Linked DNA regions of Homo sapiens: region 1 is linked to region 2. A link is a loop called in an ENCODE intact Hi-C map of the cell type or tissue named here. Cell type or tissue: pancreas. All regions are shown on one strand. Links, peaks and the distances in the headings refer to the core of each region. The heading gives the core; the rest is flanking DNA. Region 1 holds the start of NAA10 (N-alpha-acetyltransferase 10, NatA catalytic subunit). Region 2 overlaps L1CAM (L1 cell adhesion molecule).

Evidence for each region. Hi-C counts contacts between places; a loop is a spot of excess contacts. Peaks named below come from ENCODE experiments on the same cell type or tissue, not always from the same donor. Only the 100,000 strongest peaks of a DNase experiment are listed, where the experiment ranks them.
Region 1: it touches region 2 in a loop (5-fold over the local background); 5 of 110 quality-filtered maps call a loop at or near these places.

What each region holds. Positions count from the first base shown.
Region 1 is chrX:153,932,065-153,940,064 of GRCh38, forward strand. NAA10 (N-alpha-acetyltransferase 10, NatA catalytic subunit) reads right to left here and starts at 2,973. Exons shown (of 8, transcript NM_003491.4): 1 at 2,820-2,973; 2 at 2,313-2,411; 3 at 1,879-1,937; 4 at 475-520; 5 at 252-367; 6 at 7-51. The coding sequence starts at 2,840. RENBP (renin binding protein) reads right to left here. Exons shown (of 11, transcript NM_002910.6): 10 at 3,425-3,512; 11 at 3,205-3,340. The coding sequence ends at 3,222. RefSeq lists a silencer at 2,663-3,242 and enhancers at 3,233-3,738, 3,739-4,243, 7,381-8,000. In pancreas, for the core only: no CTCF peak of the experiment used is centred there; DNase peaks (open chromatin) are centred at 647, 2,547 and 3,047; H3K4me3 peaks cover 1,596 bases.
Region 2 is chrX:153,872,054-153,884,327 of GRCh38, forward strand. It overlaps L1CAM (L1 cell adhesion molecule), which reads right to left. Exons shown (of 29, transcript NM_001278116.2): 2 at 3,708-3,891; 3 at 1,175-1,189; 4 at 539-644; 5 at 99-301. The coding sequence starts at 3,783. L1CAM-AS1 (L1CAM antisense RNA 1) reads left to right here and starts at 8,619. Exons shown (of 7, transcript NR_130768.1): 1 at 8,619-8,665; 2 at 11,658-11,843; 3 at 11,895-12,220. RefSeq lists enhancers at 7,482-7,541, 9,515-10,512. In pancreas, for the core only: no CTCF peak of the experiment used is centred there; DNase peaks (open chromatin) are centred at 338, 3,458 and 7,548.

The DNA.
Region 1 (8,000 bases), core at 1-8,000, 60 kb after region 2:
ACTTACTGAAAGTTGAGGGTGTTGGAATAGAGGTGCAGGGCGGCCCGGTTACTGCAGGGGAACAAGGCACTGCTGAGCTGCACGGATTTGGCCAGGGAGGGGTAGCACGTCCAGGTCTTGCCCCTCCTCCTGGTCCCTCCTTCCCCCCAATCCCACTTCCTGGATCTTCACCAAAAGCTGAGGTACCCCAGGACCCCCGTCAAGGCAGTATCTCTCCCCCTCAATCCCCCTTCCCTCAGCCCGGCTTCCACCTCTTCCTGACATGCAGGGAGACATATTTGGCATTGAAGTTCTCTATCATGGCTCGAGAGGCCTGGTCCATCAGTTTCTGAGCCAGACCGAGGCGCCGGTGGGAACGCTTCACAGCCTGGTGGGAGAAGAGCAGAGATGGGGTGAGGGACTGGGACCTTGAGGGCTGCCCCAACTAACCCCCACTTCCACCCCCACCAGAGAGCCTGGGTGGACCTTACATACCAATGAGGTGATATGTCCATGGGGCACATCATCTGGGTCCTCTTCCCTGGAGAGGGAGAAAGGAGAGGCTGCAAAGGAGCTCAGTGTAGGCACAGCCACCTCCAGCCCCCCTGCCATTTGTAGAGTGGACATGCACTACAGCCCCCTAAGACCCCAGCTGGGGGAGAGCCGGGAGCCTCTTGGATCAGAGCAGCCGATCCTGCCACCCTCTGCTGCCTGAAAACCCCAAGCCTGCCGGGTGTGGGGCACACGCCTATAGTTCCAGCTACTTGGCAGGCCGGGGCAAGAGGACTGCTTGAGCCCAGGAGTTCGAGACCAGCCTGGACAACACTTTTTTTTGTCTCTACAAAAAAAAAATCAAAAAATTAGCTGGATGTGGTGGCGCATGCCTGTGGTCCCAGCTACTTGGGAGGCAGACATGAGAGGATCACTTGAGCCTGGGAGGTTGAGGCTGCAGTGAGCCATGATCATGCCACTGCACTCCAGCCTGGGCAACAGAGCGAGACCCTGTCTCAAAAAATAAAAAAAGAAATGAGCTGTCAACCCACGCAAAGACAAGGCAGAAGCTTAAATGTGTATTACTAAGTGAAAAAAAGCCAGCCTGAAAAAGCTGTATATAGTATGATTCCAACTCTGTGACATCCTGGAAAAGGCAAAACCATGCAAACAGTAAAAAATCAGTGGTTGCCACGGGTTAAGGAGAGGGAGGGATGAATGCGTGGAACACAGTGAAACTATCCTGCGATAATATGAAGGTGGACACATGTCATTTGGTCAAAACCATGGGGCTTACAACACAAAGAGAAGTGCAGTAATGTAAACTATGGGTTTAGTTAATAATAATATATCGGCCAGGCGCAGTGGCTCACGCCTGTAATCCTAGCACTTTGGGAGACAGAGGTGGGTGGAAACACCTGAGGTCAGGAATTCGAGACCAGCCTGGCCAACGTAGTGAAACCCCATTGCTACTGAAATATACAAAAATTAGCCAGGTGTGGTGGCATGTGCCTGTAATCCCAGCTACTAAGGAGGCTGAGGCAGGAGAATCGCTTGAACCCAGGGGGTGGAGGTTGCAGTGAGCCAAGATCACGCGACTGCACTCCAGCCTGGGCGACAGGGCAAGACTCCGTCTCAAATAATAATAGTAATAATAATAATAGTAACATATCACATTCATTTATCACTTGTCACAAGTGGACCACACAAATCCAACATGCTACTAACAGAGGAAGCTGGCAGGGAGGGGATGCTGAGGGGTGCTATAAGAACTCCATGTCCTTTCTGTTCAATTTTTCTATAAACTTTCAACTGTACTGAAAAGAAGAAGCCTATTCATTTTTTTTAAAGCCCACAGAGGCATCCACCAGACACGTGTAGCTTCTGTCTTCCTCCTTGGTGACTCACATTTTGGCCAGGACATACCCCACAATCTTCCCATTCTCGTCCTCAGCAATGTAAGAGAGCTGGTGACAGGAAAACAGAGTGAGAAAACTTCTTGTCGGAGCTAGAAGAGCCCTTTAGAGGGACACAAACTGGACGAGTGGCGAGTTGTGTGATGGCTCATGACCTCCGGGCTGAGTGGCTTGGTCTCCCCCTCGCCACACTGTGCCCTGCCCATACCCAGAAAGAAGACGCAAAGTGGGGATCCTGCCCCTATTCTCTGCTCCCTTCGGGCGCCTTCTTTTCCTTTGCCCCTGTCTGCCAGCTGAAAACACCCAGGACGCCACCGACCATACAGCCCCCTGGGCTCTGACAGACTTGTCCACTCCCTCCAAGATGGCCAGATGGGATTTTCCTCGGCCTGCTTTCCCCCATGCCCAAATTCAGAAGCTGCCCACCTGGGGCCAGGAAAGGCCATGGTAGAAGTAGTATTTCATCTGGTAGTTCTCGGGCAGGCAGAGGAGGTTGCAGTGCTGCATGTTCATTAGGTCCTCTGGCTGCAGGGAAGGAGGGCAGTGGAACGCGCTCAGTCTAAGGCGGCGGTGACCACGGGTGAGAAGCCTGCTCCCCGTCGGTCTGCTCGGCCCCGCTCCCTCGGGGCTGGGCAGGCACTGTGACGATCTGACTTTGCACAACGCCCGGAGCACAGGAACAGGAGTGGGCGCCCCGGAGGTCCCCGGAGCCCACCCAACGGAGGCCCGACATCACGCAAACAGGAGGGAATCGCAGCCCCGGCCCCGCGCCCCGGCCTCTTCGGCGGGCTGGGCCAGCCCCATAGGTCCAGCGGCCGCAGGCACACTCAGGGCCACCGGGCCGGGCTCGGCCGGGGCCCTCGGGAGCATGCGCGGCAGCCACCCGGCCCGGCGCCCACGCGGCGCGGACAGCCTCCCGCCCCGGGCGCTCACCCTCGCATTGCGGATGTTCATAACGGCGGCGGGGCTCGCGGGTCCCAGCGGATCGTGAAGGCGCAGTCAGCTGCCGCCGCGCTCCGAAGCGACGCCGGGACGGCCGGGGCTGGGACCGGAGCTGGGCTCGCTGGGCGACGGCGGAAGGGGCGGTGCGCGCCGGGCCGGCCACCGGCCGGAAGTGCACGGCCGCCGGGCCCGTCCTCCCGGCCGCTTGGCCAATGCGCGGGACAGGCCAGCGCACGGGGCGGGCCAATGCGCGGAGCCGGTCAGCGCGGGGCGGGCCTGGGGGCGGGGCGGGCGCTGCCCCGGAGCTGGAGCCGGCCCCTCCCTCGGCGCGACAGCCCCCCTCCCGCGAGCCCACAGACGCGCGCACAGCCGCAGGTGGAGCGGACTCAGCCTTTATTCCGCGCCTCGGCAGGCGGGGGTGGGGGCGGGGGAGGGGGCGGGGGCGGGGCGGCTCAGCAGGGCGCCCAGCATCTCCTCGCACATGGCTAGGCACCGCGGCACGTGGAAGCAGCCTGCGGGTAGAGGCGGGCAGGTAGTGAGGGCCGGGGGCAGCCGAGAGGCGCAACCCCTGCGGCCCCGCCCTCTCCCCCACTCACCTTTGAAAGGACCTCCCTTGATGGAGAGGGCCACCTTGCCCTCTCGGCTCAGGTAGCCAAACCATTCCCCGTACTCGGGATCGCGAAACTGGAATAACAGAGACAGTGACAGCTAGCGCCTGCAGGACCCGCCCAGATGCCACTGCATCGCTACCAGGGGTCAGAGCCTGGGTTGACCCCAGGTGACGTGGCTCCAGAACCAGCGATCTTAACCGCGACACTGCGTCCTCCACAAAGATGAAAGCAGGGGTGGGCGCAGCAGGCAGGCTACAACTATATAACCGACTGGGCAAGGGGATGAGACACTGCTAGATGGAATGAAAGAACTCTGCCCTGGGGTGTAGAAACGTTGTCTATCGGGCCGGGAGCTGTGGCTTGCGCCTGTAATCCCAGCACTTTCGGAGGCCGAGGCGGGCGGATCACCTGAGGTCAGGAGTTCAAGATCAGCCTGGACAACATGGTGAAACCTCATCTCTACTAAAAATACAAAATTAGCCGGACGTGGTGGCACGCACTTGTAATCCCAGCAGTATACTCGGGAGGCTGAGGCGGGAGAATAGCTTGAACACAGGAGGCGGAGGTTGCAGTGAGCTGAGATCACGCCATTGCGCTCCAGCCTGGGTGACAGAGCGAGACTCCATCTCAAACAAACAAACAAACGAACAAACAAACAAACAAAAAAGTTCTCTATTGTGATTGTAGTCGTGGTTACGTTGATTCAAAGAAACAAAGAACCCGGCCGGGTGCAAAGGCTCACACCTGTAATCCCAGCACTTTGGGAGGCCGAGGCGGGCGGATCACAAGGTCAGGAGATCGAGACCATCCTGGCTAACACAGTGAAATCCCGTCTCTACTAAAATACAAAAAATTAGCCGGGAGTGGTGGCGGGCACCTGTAGTCCCAGCTACTCGGGAGGCTGAGGCAGGAGAATGGCGTGAACCCGGGAGGCGGAGCTTGCAGTGAGCCAAGATCGCGCCACTGCACTCCAGCCTGGGCAACAGAGCCAGACTCCGTCTCAAAAAAAAAAAAAAAAAAAGGAAAAGAAAAGAAACAAAGAACCCTGATGGAGGCGACGACCTGTCATGAAACTCTTAAGAAGTGACTCCCTTGGAGCTCCCATTCCCGGCTTCACAGGCCTGTCTTCCAGTAGATGCACAATCTCATCTGACTCCTGTCCTGGCTCACCATTGGTCCCAAACTCATCTCCTCCTCCCTCTGCCCCTGCCCAGTGCCCATTCCACTCTCTTTCCTTCTCTCTCCACTAGCATTCCATGGGGCACCTGTCTCAGGGAGGCTTGTCAGTTCAGCCCCTTCTCAAAAGGATCATGGACTCAATTACATTGAAGTCCACTATGAAAATGTCTCTTTAAATGGTGGCCCATAAGAGTTGGTGTATTCTTCTTTGTAGGAAGTAAAACTAGTCCTGGGCTGGGCACAGTGGCTCACGCCTATAATCCCAGCACTTTGAGAGGCCGAGGCGGGAGGATCACTTGAGGCCAGGAGTTTAAGACCAGGCTGGGAAACATAGTGAGACCCCATCTATACAAAAAAAAAATTAAAGAATTAGCTGGGCGTGATGGCACACAGCTGTAGTCCCAGCTACCTGGGTGGCTGAGGTGGAAGGATCGCTTGAGCCCAGGAGGTTGAGGCTGCACTGAGCCATGATTGTGCCACTGCACTCAGCCTGGGCGATAGAGACCCTGTCTCAAAAATAAATAAATAAATAAATAAATAAATAAATAAATAAATAAATAAAAACTAGTTCTGTGTGTATTCATTCTGTCTTTTGAGTTACATTGTTCAAGTCCTTACTTATTTTTTGACTGCTTGACATGACACAGGAAGGTAAAGAAGAATTTCCTTCAATGTCTGGATTTTTGCCTTCTGTATTCTGTTATGTTGGTTGATGCATAATGACTTACCTGTTTTTTTGTTTGTTGGTTAGTTTTTTGGTTTTTGTTTTTTTAAGACGGAGTTTCGCTCTTGTCACCCAGACTGGATGGAGTGCAGTGGCGTGATCCCAGCTCACTGCAACCTTCACCTCCCAGGTTCCAGTGATTCTCCTGCTTCAGCCTCCTGAGTAGCTGGGATTACAGGCACCCGCCACCAAGCCCGGCTAATTTATTTATTTATTTTTTTTATTTTTTATTTTTTTTAATGGAGTTTTGCTCCTGTTGCCCAGGCTGGAGTGCTTCCCGGGTTCAAGTGATTCTCCTGCCTCAGTCTCCCCAGTAGTTGGGATTACAGGCACCCGCCACCACACCCGGCTAATTTTTTGTATTTTTAATAGAGATGGGGGTTTCACCATGTCAGCCAGGCTGTTCTCGAACTCCTGACCTCAAGTGATCCACCTGCCTCGGCCTTTCAAAGTGCTGGAATGGCAGGCGTGAGCCACCGCGACCAGCCCAATTTTTGTATTTTTAGTAGAGACGGGGTTTCGCCATGTTGACCAGGCTGGTCCAGAACTCCTGACCTCAGGTGATCCACCCGCCTCAGTCTCCCAAAGTGCTGAGATTACAGGCATGAGCCACCATGCCCAGCCGATTTACCTGTTGATTATAACTTTTGTAATTGTTTAATGTCATCTATATCTTATTAAAATGTATTCCTTCAATTTCATTTTTGAGTTAGAACTGGTGGCCCCTAACACACACTCTATGAATGCATTAAATATTAAGATATAGCTGCAGGTCTAACAACCCTGCTGCTTTGGAAGTAGTGACGAATATATGTGATACTTGCAGATGTCTCTCTAACTGCAATGCAATGTAAACACATCTGGATTTCTATCGGTGACAAAGCCAGGCACTTCTATTACCAATGTGGTTCATTGCCTCCACTCATAATGGCAGCAAATGCTAGTTTCAGTTAGAGGTTAGTACAAATAAAGATGTGATTCTCCGCCCCCGGTTTCGAAGCTCACAGACCCCAGAATAAGATCCCCTGCTATAGTCCTCGCAGTACCAGGGTTCACCAGTGGAGTCGGAGTCGTGGCTTTAGAAACGCATGATGAATCTTCATTCATTCACCACCCAGGCCTTGCCACCACTGGGTGCCATGCCCTTTCCACTGGGTGCCATGCCCTTTCCACTGGGTGCCATGCCCTTTCCTGTGTTCAGCAGCTCGAGTTGCCTCCTGGGCAGCAGTCAAGACAGCTTATCACTCTGCTCCTAGCACTTGGGCTTCAGGGAGCCCCTGGCTTGGTTTTCTTCCTGCGTCACCACTGATTCTTGTCTCCTTTGCTGGGCCCCCATTTCCCTTTTTGCCTCATAGATCTCAGCAGCATCTGTACTGTTTTTTTTTTTTTGTTTTTTTTTTTTTTGAGACCAAGTCTTGCTCTTGTCCCCCAGGCTGGAGTGCAATGGTGCGATCTCGGCTCACTGCAACCTCTGCCTCCTGGGTTCAAGCGATTCTCCTGCCTCTGCCTCCCAAGTAGCTGGGATTACAGGCACCCACCACCACGCTTGGCTAATTTTTGTATTTTTAGTAGAGATGGGGTTTCACCATGTTGGCCAGGCTGGTCTTGAACTCCTGACCTCAGGTGATCCACCTGCCTCAGTCTCCCAAAGTGCTGGGATTACAGGCGTGAGCCACCGTGCCCGGCCTTTTTTTTTTGAGACATAGTCTCGCTCTGTTGCCCAGCCCAGGCTGGAGTGCAGTGGTGTGATCATAACTCATTGCAGCCTCAAACTGGGCTTAAGCAGTCCTCCTGCCTCAGCCTCCTGAGTAGCTAGGACTACAGGTGTGCATGACACCCAGCTAATTTTTTAAAATTTTTTGTAGAGACCAGGTCTCGTTATGTTGCCCAGACTGGTTTTGAAGTCCTCGGTTCAAGCGATCCTCCCGTCTCAGCCTGCCAAAGTGCTAGGATTATAGACATGAGCCACTGTGCCAGGCAGCATCTACATTCTTGTGATACTGAAAACATTCATGGTGAGTCCAGATCTCTCCGTCTGAACTGGAGACTCAGGAATCCCACTGCTGCTCCACCAGACTGTGAACCCTCTGTCCCCACCAGCTCCCACCTGGGCCAGCCCTCACTGGCTGGGATGACAGCTACAGCTTCCTCTGCTGTCCCAGCTTCTGCCCTGTTCCCTACAGACTTCCCCCATAACACCCTCCCCTCCAAGCCCCAGGACCCAGGTAACAATGGAATCAGACCAGGCAGCTGGAGTCCGTCCCTTGCCCACTCTGCCTTTATCCTCCCGGGCTGCCAGGCCCCCCTGCTGTGCCACATGCCCCACCCTGCCCAGACTCCCAGTCCCTCAGACACACCCCTGATTGACTCGGCCCCTGCTCAGTGCTTCCCTGCTGCCACCCCATAGGAAAGAGCCCCCCCACAACCCTCTCCAGTGGTATTATTCCCACAGCTGTCACTCTCACCACCACCTAGGTCTGCTTGCTTACACTCTGCTCCTCCCGCCCCCACCACCAAAATTCGAGCTCTAGGAGGGCAGAGGCTTCTTCGTTGACTGAACGAACAGCACTGGGGCTCCGGAAACTCTCAGACCAGCTGAGCGACTGTGCTCAGCGAGGGGGCAAGAGCGCAGCCGGGCCAGACTCCCCCCATTCCCCC
Region 2 (12,274 bases), core at 1-8,000:
CCCCTCGCCACGAGACAACTGGCTGACAGCAGCTTCCAGCCCACAATCCCACACGAACTCCGGGACCTGCCCTCCCTGGTCCCTGCAGCGCCTCGCACCCTCGGCCATGAGCCGGATCTCATGGGACATGGCGGTGCCCAGCTTATTGCTGGCAAAGCAGCGGTAGATGCCCTGGAACCTCTGAGCAAAGTTGCTGTTGTTGCCCGTGATGGTGAAGGAGCCAGAGTGGGGCGACTGGTACACGGTCACACCCAGCTCTTCCTTGGGTTTGAAGTGGACACCATCCCTCGTCCAGCGGAACCTGTGGGCGGAAAAAGGCCCAGAGGCCTGAGGCCCTGGAACCCAACGGGGGCTGGAACAGGCTGGAGGGACAGGTGCAAGCAGCCAGGGCCCCCAGGGGATGGACTGGGAGATGGCGAGGACTTGGGGTGATTAGCAAGGTTTGGGGCTTCTGGGCTTAGAAGTTAGGCAGTCCAGGGAGGCACAAGGCCGGGGTCAGTGGCAGGCAACAGGGGCTGAGACGGCAGAGATCACTCACTGCACTTCGGGCTTGCCACTGGCCTCACACTTGAGGCTGATGTCATCTGTGGGGAAGACAACCAGGCGCCGTGGAGACTGTTCCGTGATGACAGGTGGCTCCATCACTGAAGACAGGGTGGAGAGAGCGGTGGTGAGGGTGCTGCCTGGCTGGTGTCATAGCCTCAGCACCTGTCCCATCGTGAGGGAAGCAGGGTCCAGAGCCCCTGGAGGCCCCATGGCCACAGGGGGACGAACGGAGGGGAAGAACAAAAGAGGCTTGTGGGACATGAAAAGAGGGAGAGAGGGGACAGCCACGTAAGTTACAAAGAGATGCCTGAGAAAGACAAAAAGGGTATGACAGAAAGAAGCGGGGGCAACAAAAGCCAAGACACAGAAACCAAGAAGGACAAACCCCAGACAGGGGAGAAGGGACCAGAGAGAATGGCAGAGAGGAACAGTGAGGGTGACAGAGTACCCAGGCTGGGGCAGAGACAGAACAAAGCCAGCCCCACACAGGTGAGAGAAGCACATGGTGCTCAGGGAGAGCCGAGCAGGGCCCCGGCACTCAGGAGGGCGGGGGTGCAGGCTCAGCTGAGGGCCTCCTTACCCTTCTCCTTGGCCTTCTGGGAAACACTCTCACCCCTCCCCAACTTACCATGGTGTCCTTCATCTGAGAAATCCAGGCAGGCAGCAAGGGAGGGAATGGAGAGAAATACTGACAGGCAGCCCCAGAGTGGGGCAGATGGCAGGGGACATAGTAAGCTCCTGCAGCCCCCCCGTGGAGAGGGAATGGCAGGAGAGGAGGCCCTGGCAGTGGCAACAAGGGGGCACACGCTGGGCTGGAGCAGTGGCAGGTCAAGCCCAGGGAGATGGGACAGAGAGATGCCCAGGGAGAGGAGCTCCACTGGATAGACACACAGGGCATGTAGCCCAGAGGCAGCCAGGCCATGCCTCCAGCTCTAGCAGACAGGGAGAGAGAAATTCTTGCCTTTAACAAGGAGTGTCCTTGCAGCCCCCTGGCAGGGCCTGGCAGGGCCTGCAGAACTGACCCCACCCATTCAGGATGCCTTGGAAGGCACCGTCCCCTGCTCCAGCCTGCTTCCCTCCTAATCCAATTAGCACAGCTGAGTGTTTTCAATTACCAGGGCCCAGCCTTCAGAGCCCTGCTGCCCCCTCCCCCTGAAAACTATCCCAAAGGCCCTGCTGCCTCTGAGTTTCCATAGCCTGCGGGGTTGGCGCCAGCCCTCCTCTTCTCCCTCCTTCCTCCCAGACAGCCACCAAGCTCTCTGGGGCAGAGGCCAGAGCTGCTGTCCCAGCCCCAGGACTCTGCAGAGCACTGGCCAGGGCGGCCTCGAGGAAGGGAGAAGAGGGAGGGAGGGAGCAGCAGGCTGCCTCTGAAAGCTTTGTCTCTGCAGAAGACCTCAGTGTGAAGGTCCAGGGAGGGAGGAGGGGGCTCCCTGGGGACACTGCAGAGGGCCCTGAGCTGGGGAGGGAGATGGTGACAGGGATGACAGGATGCAGAAAGCCAACTAGGTGGAGGAAGCAGGAAAAGAGACAAAGGGGGCTGGAGTGGCTGGGGAGGGAGAGATGGAAGACAGGTTCCAACAGGGAGGGCCGGCTGCCTGCCACTGCCCACTGTGTCGTATCAGGGTCAAGAACAAGTGCTGGTCAGTGACCAGGGCAGCCTTGGAGCTGCCATGGCCTTTTGGCCTAGTTCTCTCTCCCCACTCCCATCTTTCTGTAGAGAATGCACGGCTTGCATTCCACTGTACAGTGTTATATTGTGTATCCACCTCTGTGTCCTCTGGGTCTAAAAGCCTCACTGGTGTGTGTTTCCACCTGTGTGGCCTCTCAGCGGCTCTGCTCCTTCATCCCTGCACCTGCCTTGTCTTCATGCACCTGTGTGCATGTGTCCATGTGCATCTGTACCAAGGGAGTCTGCCTGGCCCTGGCCCTCCATGTATGTGTCTAAGGGGCCAGCCCCTTTACCTCCTCCAAGCCCTCACTGCCTCCCAACGCCAGGTGCCTCCCCAGCCTCTCTCTCGCAGCCCCTGTCCCACTGCTGGCACAGACAGTCTTCCCAACCCCTATCCGCCAACTCGTCTCTCAGTGACACTGGCCTCCTCCTTGTCCAGGCCCAGAGACAAAGGTGTCAAGGTGAGGCTGGGAAGGGACTGGAGCCTGGTAGCTCAAGAGACACAAATGCCCTCACACATGATACCCTGTGACATGCCCCTCACACGGCCTGACAGCTACTTACAGGAGAAAACACCATCACGGTAACACCCCCCACACGCAAGTGTGTACTTACATTCAGCCCCACTCACACATACACATGACCCAATGCAATCAAATGTCGTGGTCAAATACCTCCCGACCTCCACAAGCCTGGCCAGTAAGTAACAGAGTGACTCACACAGTCACCCATGTAAGGAAGTCAAAATCACATTCACGAATATCTACGCTCAGTCAATCACAAGAACACACAGACATACACAGTGTATCCATGCTTAATCACAACCCTACGGCCACACTCCCCAACATCCACTCACCTGCTTGTGCCCCCAACAAATGTTACAACCATAGACACATGCTCCAGCAGCCCTGCCCCCACCCCCACCAAATAACTACACACAAAAAAGGGTCCAGAAGGCTGCTGGGCTGGGACCAGGGTTTTTCAAGCCACCTTTTCCTGTCTCAGTTCAGAGACAGGGTGACCAAGGGCCCAGGAGGGGAAAGAGAAATGGGGACAAGACTTGAACACAGGCCTTTGCACAAGCCAGCTGAGGGCTGGGGACGACCCCATTCTCCTGCTGCCACACCCCTGTGGTGGGGGATGGAAGCGGAGGAGTCGGAGTGGGGCGGGCAGAGATGGGGCGGGCTAAGGAGAGCATGGAGGAGGCCCAAGACCTCGGGGCCCTGCTCCAGGTTCGCTGTCCCTGGTGCTGAAATCGCCCCGGCGGCCGCGCCTGTCCCTGTCCATGGTCCTGACACGCCCCGCACCTTCTACCCTGCCCTTCTCTCCGGGGGTACCCAACGTCCTGGCTATCTCCTGCCCACCCTGTGCCCAGGAAAGGCCAGGGAGAGGAGTCAGGGTCCGGAACAGGGAGAAGGTGAGGAGGTAGAAGATAAAGAGGGGCCCAACATAGCGGCGAAGGTAGGCGCCCAGGCTCCCTTCAGCTACTCACATTCCTCGGGGATCTGGATAAGCAGGCAGGGGCTGCAGAGGAGGAGAGGCCACACGTACCGCAGCGCCACGACCATCTTTCCCGGCGGCACCGCGCAGCACAGCCAGCCGGGCTCGGTTCAGGCTCCGGCCGGAGGGGAAGGGGGCTGGTGGGCGGCTTGGGGCGGGAGTTGGGAGTGGGGGCACTGGGAGAGGGGAGAAGGGAAGGGAAGGGTGGGGGAAGAGAGACGAGAGAACGGAAGGACGTTAGTGACTAACATCTGGGTAAGCCCGGGCTCTTGGCCCCGCCCTCAGCCCCGCCCCCAGCTGGCCGGCTTCTCCAGCCCTCCCCTCCCCATCCGCACCCCTCCCCACCTTGGAGGGAGAAATCTGGAAGAGATAGCCCTGGCTGGGCCTCTAGGTTGCCTTTTATTCCCTCTCTACTCTCTGTCTGCACCTTTCCTGCCAGCTGCCTTCCCAGCACCAACTTGTTGCCCCATCAGCTCCCCTGTGCATGGCATGCACATCCCCGTATGTGTCTGCATGTGCAGGTGTCCGTGGGCATGTGTGTGGTTGTGGATCTGCAAGCAGGGAGTGAGCTGTATGTGAGCTGGTATTTCTGTGGTGTGTCTTCTCTGGGAGGGGTTGCACTCATGAGTGGGTGTGTTAGTGTGTGTGCCTGAGGGAATCAACACACAAGTCTGCTAGCTACGTGTGTCTTCTTGTATGTCTTTATGTATCTGTGGGGATGAATCCCTGTATCTATTATCTCTGTGTGCACACACATGTAGAGAAGAATTCTTCTTGCAGTCACATTGCTATAGCTTTCAGAGCCAACTGATGCCTGGGTGCTGTACAGACCTAAAAAGCTAATGGGGGGATTGGGAAGTGGGATAGAGAAGGGAGGAAAGGGGCCCAAGATGGCAGCATTTCACAAAATAGTTTCAGGAAAATGAAGAAAGAATGGGGAAAGGGCCAGGCGTGGTGGCTCACGCCTGTAATCCCAGTAGTTTGGGAGGCTGAGGTGGGTGGATCTCTTGAGGTTGGGAGTTTGAGACCAGCCTGGCCAACATGGCGGAACCCCGTCTCTACTAAAAATACAAAAAGAAAAAAAATTAGCCTTGGTGGTGGGCGCCTGTAATGCCAGCTACTTGGGAGGCTGAGGCATGAGAATCACTTGAGCCTGAGAGGCGGAGGTTGCAGTGAGCCAAGATCGTGCCACTGCCCCCCAGCCTGGGTGATGGAGTGAGACTCTGTCTAAAAAAATAAATAAAAATAAAAATAAAAGGCCAGGCACAGTGGCTCATGCCTGTAATCCCAGCACTTTGGGAGGCCGAGGTGGGTGGATCACCTGAAGTCAGGAGTTCAAAACCAGCCAGGCCAACATGGTGAAACCCTGTCTCTAGTAAAAATACAAAATTAGGGCTGGGCGTGGTGGCTCACGCCTGTAATCCCAGCACTTTGGGAGGCTGAGGCAGGCGGATCATGAGGTCAGCAGTTTGAGACCAGCCTGGCCAACATGGTGAAATCCTGTCTCTACTAAAAATACAAAAAAAAAAAAAAAAAAAAAAAAAAAAGCCAGGCGTGGTGGCTCATGCCTGTAATCCCAGCTACTCAGGAGGCTGAGGCAGGAGAATCACTTGAACCCAGGAGGCAGAGGTTGCGGTGAGCGGAGATTGCGCCATTGTACTCCAGCCTGGGTGACAGAGCAAGACTCTGTCTCAAAAAAAAAAAAAAAGTTAGCCTGGCGTGGTGGTGCATTCCTGTAATCCCAGCTACTTGGGAGGCTGAGGCAGGAGAATCTCTTGAACCCAGGAGGCGGAAGTTGCAGTGAGCCAAGATCGCACCATTGCACTCCAGCCTGGGCAACAAGAGCGAAACTCCATCTCAAAAAAAAGAGAGAAAGAATGGGGAAGGAAGCCTTCCCTTGAGAACTGGTGTGGGAGAAGAGAGGAAGGAGGAAAACAACCCCCTGCTGCTCCTCAGCCCCCTGGGGGTCAAGAGAGGCCACTGAGGCCTCCTCCCTTCCAGATGCTCCAGGTTAGGGTCAGGACAGGGGTCAGGACAAGCTCTGGGACATTTTCCGTGACAGTGTTTCTAACACTTCTTGTGTGTCTCAAAGTCCCAATTTCTAGGTCTTTGTCTGAGTCTTCAGAGCTCAACTGCTGCATGTGTCCACCCCAAACCCAAGCCACACCGGCCATGTCCATATTCACCTACAAGTAAGGGGAGCCAAAGACTAAGGGTCTGAAAGAGGGGGCTCCTCTGACAATGACAAGAGGAAACAGACTCCCAAGTGGCCAGACCACTTCAATTCCAAACAGGAAGTGGTTAAAGTGCAGGCAAGGCAAGAAAGGGTGTTGTTAGGTGACAGAGCTTGGAGGCTGAAGTCCCAGACTAGACGCCTTCATTAAATCCATACTGTGCATCCTCCCTCTGCCCAGCCAGGACCTTATCAAAGCGGGCACCGAGCCTCAGCAGGAACACCGAAAGGATGGTAGAGAAGTCAGCCATGCTGTGCTAAGGCTCTGGGCCTTGTCAGTTTTGTGTAACAGAGTGACCCAAGAAGAGCTGTGAATGCGGCAGATCCCGTGGGGACTCTGGGCAAGAGCTTGCTGCAGAGGGTGGTGGAGAAGCAGCAGGGTGGGTCAGCGTGCATGGCCTGGAGGCCAAGAGATGACTTGGAGGGTAAGAAGAGTGATTCCCAGCCTGCAAGAGCTGGACCTGGGCCCAGAAGGGAAGAGCAACAGTGGATCTGTTCCACCCCGGCCTCTCCCTACAAAGCCAGTGGATCAGGGGAGGCCCCAGGCAGCACTGGCCTCAACTTCAAGGCCTGTAGGAGCAGTAGGAGACTCGGATCAGAGAGCAGATGATCAAACAGCAGCCTTGGGAGCTCTGAGCACTGGTCTTAGGAGGGGGAGGGGAGGAAACCGGAGCAAGGAAAAGCTCAAAGAAGGACCCTCCTGCATGTCAGAGGCTTTTGGGTGCTCTGGAGGTCGATAATTTCTGCCACGCAAGTTCCTCTATTTGTCCTCCAAATCTAGAATCCTGGAATGGTGTTTGGCATGTACGCTCAGGGGAAATACAATATCCCCAAACCCCTGGTCCCCGCTCCCTGCCCCATCCCAGCCCCATCCCATCTCCCCACAGGCTCATATCCAACTTCTTTTTTGGTCTCCCAGTATTTGCCACCTAGCTTGCCACCGCCCTGGGCAGTCGGAGACAGGCAGGAAGCAGCCAGAAGGTTGCGAGATATAACAGCTGGGAGGGGGCGCTCCCTCCTCTCCTCCCACTGCTGCTGGGTCTCTGATCTCTCACCATTCCTCAGGCAATTACAGAGCAAGCAGCTAGGGTTGTCAGCTCAGCAGGCCCTCTACCCCCCACCAGCACCACTAAGGGCAAAGGAGCGGGGAGGGGGGAGTGTTCCACAGATGGAGCCAAGGCCGGGTCTGCCAAGGGTGACAGACAGAGTGAGAAGAGGCAGGGGGGAGCAGGAGACAAAGACAGACGTAGGAAGACAGCGCTAACCACGATGGAGATGGTTAGGGGGTGGGGAAATTCCGAAACGGAGACCCAGGCAGCAGAGAAAGGGAGAGAAGAGGAAACCGGAGCACAAAGGGTGAGAGGCAGCTGCAGAGTGCGCCGCTGAGAAATGGCAGAAAGAGCGAGAAGAGTGAGGGGTGGGGGTGGGCGTGTGCACGTGCGCGTGCGCGCAGGCCGCCTGCACAGCGTCCTTGTCCCTGGGGGCTGTGCCAGGCAAGGGGCGGGGAGGAGGGAAGATGGGCCTGGGTCAGTGGAGGGGCTTCCCGGCGTGGACGTCACGCTGGCCTGGGAGCAGGGTAGAGAGACAGACAGAGGGTGGAGCAGCTGTGAGCTGGGGCCGGAGGGGCCTACAAAGCCCCACGCAACAGAGCATCAAGGCCCTGCCCACTTGTGGCACTGGGCAAGGGACGGCCGTGAGACAGGATGAATGGCACACTGCTGGCTGACCCATGCCATGCCAGGGAACAGGTGGGGGTCGGGGGATTCCTGCTGCGGGTAGGAACGGGGGGAGGGGGAAGCACCCAGAAAATCCCAGGGAAGCCTTCCAATATTGCTGCTGGCTGGGAGTAAGTGGTCACCTGGCTGGAGGAGACGCACATGTGTTAGGCCAAGAGTGAGCCTGCGTGACCATGCACTGAGTGGACAGTGGCCGCTGTGCTGGGGCAGTTGAAGATGGGGCCATTCCTGAGTAAGTCCGGTCCCAAACCCATCCTCCCCGGTGGGAAAGGGCCAGGGAGGCAAGGGTCACGCCCAGCAGCCTACAGGGAGGGGTTCAGCCCCAGAAGAGCCTTGCCCCATCCCACCCCACCTGGCCTCCCACTACACCCGCAGGTCCCTCAGGGAGTCCTCTGTCCTCTGCTCCAAAGTGCCTGCTTTGGTCTGATGGGAAGCAGCTTGCCAGGGAGGGACCTGGGAGGTTGTGGAGCCTGGCTAGACCTGGAGTGACTGCCTCCTCCCTGAAAACACACACACACACCCCATCACCACCACCACCACACACCTTGAGAAGGGAACCTCCAGCGGTGCCCTGCACATGTGCCCTGCACACCTGCCTGTCAGTTCTCAGGTTCTGCCTGGAGTTCCTCTCAAAGGAGAAGCAACAAGAGAGCCCTTCAACAGCACAGCAGAGACTATCCGGCTTCTCCTGCCCTTGTCTCCTGGGGACATGGTGCCTGGTGACTCAGTGGGCCAGAGTGGGGGTGGGGCTGGGGGCTCAGCACAGGGCACATGAAAGGGTCAGAGTGTGGTGCTGGGCCCATGTGCTTGCAGGCCTGGGAGCCTGGGGGGCTTCTGTGCCTGTTGGTGTGTATACGATGGTGTGGGTGTCACCTACACCCTGTGCACTGTGTCCCTTTAAGGCTCCCGCTGGCCCTCCCCGCCCCGCTCCCCAGGCCGTGGCTGGCGGGTTTCTATGGTGATGCAGCCCAAGTCCCAGAGGTGGGGGAAGCCAGAGGAAAGCCTTGTTATGTGTTATGTAGACAGCACATAAAGGGGGCTGCTCCAGGGAGCCCCCACAGGTACCTGGGGGCCCAGAAGTCCTTTATGACTGCTGCTTAGTCCCTGCACTCCCAACCTCACCCCTCCCTAAGAGGGTACCCTTAGGAGAGAGTGAGCCCTCAGCCCCCTCATCTCGCCTGAGGCTTCAGTCTCCAAGGCAACTACAACTCACCTGTAATGGACCATTCTCCTTAAAAGATGGGGAAAAGAGACGGAGGTTAACCCTTTGTGGGGTTCAGGGAGGACGGTCTTGACTACTGGGGAAGGGAGGGAGGAGCCCCACTCCATCCCCACAATCACATGCCTCTGTGGTCTGTTCTATTAAATCAACTTACAGCGTGGACTTACCACGTACCAGAAAGCCTCATGAGCACTTCCACTCACATCCACTCATCTCCTCCCCAGATTTGCCTCAGGGAGGGAGGTGCTATCATCATCCCCATTTTACAGATGAGGACACGGAGGCTCAGAAAACTGGAAACTGTGTCCAAGATCACAGAGCTGGCACTGGGTCTCAGCAGGGGTGGGGTTTTAGAGGGCGTGGTGGCTCCCTAAGCTGCCTCTCAGAGGCTCTGGCATCCCAACATGTGTGCCTGCTGGGCTTCCCAGGGAACCAGGGGCCTGGGCGAGGATGGCCTCCAAGCCATCCTGCCCCGTGGGGAGGGCTTACTTGCCAGGCAGATGGCAGGCAAATGTCGGGGGCAGGGAGTGACATCTTGGGATGGAGGCCATGCGGAAGTAGGATGTGATCAACATCACGTCTCAGCACAGAGCTGAAGCCCGACACCAAACAAACCCCCAAGTCCCCCATCCAGGTACTCAGTCCAAGAGAAGGCCAACTCCTTTCCCTTTTGGGCTTGGGGACAGGCTGGTTTCTTGGTCCCCTCTTCTGCTCTCTGGAATCTGGACTTGTTCTGATACCTTTCTTGCAACCAGAGGCTCCAGAACCCCTCCCAAAGAGGCCCCTCTCCAATCAGCATTTAGGGACAGCAGTGGCCCCATTCTTGTGTCGAAGGAGATACTGATGCCCAGCAGGCGGCAAGGCTTCAGCCTCCGAGACCCCTAGAAGGCGAGAGAAATGAGGTGGCAGCAAAACTAGGGCTCCTCTCAGGCCCCAGGCCTCCTCAGGGAGCTAGGATGACCCTAGCACTAGAGGGGGCTTCAGCGGCCAGGCCAGAAGGAACAGACTGCATCCAGTTCCTGGGGCTGTGGCCTGAAAAGGAGAGCAGGGAAGGAGCCCAGCCTGGGGCAGGGAGAGGCCCTGGCCCACAGCAGTCCTGGGATACCTAGCCTGTGTTGGTTTGCGGGGGGCGGGGTGGGGGTGCCTGGAAACAGCTCAGACACTGCCAGGCCCCACGGGCCCCCTCCAGGGGCCCCACTCCCGAGGGGTTAAAGGGCAGAGGGGGACACAGGAAGCCCGGGGGCGGACAATGGGGCCTCTGTGATCCCCAGGGCTTGGGCATTCCTAAGTCATGAACACAGACGCAGATGGCTGGGAGACAGGGCCACAGGGAACCCCCCTCCACTGAAGCACAGCCTGGGTTGGCCAGAGGCTCTGTCCCCATCCAGCCACTGCAGCAGCCACCCTCAGCCCCACCCCTTCCCAGCACAGGCCCTGTTGGGGCATCTGAGGAGACCCACGTGGCCTCATGACAATATGTGTGTGCATGCTGGTTCACGAACACACACACACATGCAACCAAATATATGACCCCACCCAGACAAACAGGAATACTGGAGGTTACACACACACAAATACACACACACAAGCAGAGACACAAACCCCATACATGCAGATAGGAAGTCTGCCTGGCTGGAGGGCAGGGGGCAGAGGGGCTCCCGGGACTCAGTCCCTTTCCCTCAAGTTCCACTCTCAGACCCGCACTGGGATGGACGGGTTCAGAAGTCCTCTTTGGCCAAGTGCATGGAGCCCAGGACGCTGCCACCCTCCTGCCCCACCCAACCCCTGGCCCTCGCAGCTGCCCCTGCTGGGTGTAAGGGCCAGAGATGAGCAGGAGCTGCTGACTGACAGTGGCTGGGCACTCCCTCTGCAGCTTTCCAACCTGGGAAGAACACGGGGACCTGGGCTGGGGGCCACTGGACAAAGAAAAGCTTCTAGAAAGAACAGCGGCCAGACCCTCCCCAGCTCCTCCCTCTTTTTCCAGCCACAGCCTTCAGGAAGCCACAAAGACCCTGTTGATATCTGGGGAAGAGGCAAGCTGGGCGGGCTACCTCCCCCAGTGCTCGTCTGGCTGCTGCTCACCAGGCACCCCCCATACAGCCTTCCACTCAGACAAGGCCCCCATGGGGGGTCTGGGCCCAACCCCAAGGCGTAGAGTCCAGCAGAAGGGTGCTGAGTGGCTGCTGGACAGGGCACAACCTCAGGGCCCTCAAGGGTGAGGCAGGGGCAGCTGGGGGGGACAAGGAGAGGAGCAGAGCGGTGGAAGACAGACAAAAGGGTAAGCAGAGAGATGGAGCAGAGCCCTGACGGGAAGGGGGAAGAGGGAAGGGAGGGCCAGGCAGGCAGAGGCAGAGGGAGGAGACGGGGAGTGGTGCACCCCATCCCCGGCAGCAGCAGGCTTCTGCCTAGAAGGAGGAGGAAGGTGATGGCCCTGGGGGTGGGGCACAGGGAGACGTGGGAGGCTGCAGAGGAGAGAGCAGGGGGGCGGGGGAAGCAGGAGAAGGAGGTGTCCGAGATGGGCCAGATCAGAGCAAGTAAGACAGCGACTGCAGGGGCAGGGATGCTGCAGGCCCATTCCAGATGGCCCCACCCAGGGACCCAGCCCCAGCCCATTGCAGGGGCAGAGGACAGGGCAATGAGCACCCTGCTGGGGACCCTAGAAGGGCATCCAGACCCCCCGCCTCCCCCACTGTCTGAACCACGAGGGAGGGAGGCAGGGCCCCCACTCATGCCCCCACTCATGCCTGGCAGACCAGGGTCTTGGCTGGGATCCCCATCCTGGCAGACCTCCTCACAGGACCCCACCACTACCCCAGGTTCTCCCATGAACGTGCCCTCCTGGAGCCTGGGCCACTCTGCGAGGCCGCATCACCCTCACACCCAGAAAAGCACTCAGTGCAGCCATTTCGAGCTTTGAAAGGGAACTTGGTGATCAAGGTAGGGCACACAGGCCTGTCTCCTCGACCCTCACCTGCCAGTCCTGGCCAGGTGCATGCCAAGGAAGGCGCCAGCTGTAGTTCCAGTGGTGGAAAGGGCTCGGACCTGGGAGAGGCCGATTGGGGGCACAATCTGGGCACCCTGCTCACTGTAGGAGCCCTCAGGCCAGGCCCTTCCTCACTCTTTGCCTCCCTTTTCCCTTCAGATAATCATCAAGAAAAAAGAAAACAAGTGACACCCCACGAAGACAGGGACAATGCTGGTCCAGTTTGTCACTGGCTCTTCCATGGGCAGCCCAGAGCCCGGCCCAAAGGAGCACTGGCCATGAGCAGCTGCCCAGTACACGACTGCCCATCGCTGGGATCCTGAGCGCCTGGGTAGGGAAGCTCTTCACTGGCTGCAGGGCAGGGGACCCCGCCACCTTGAAGCGC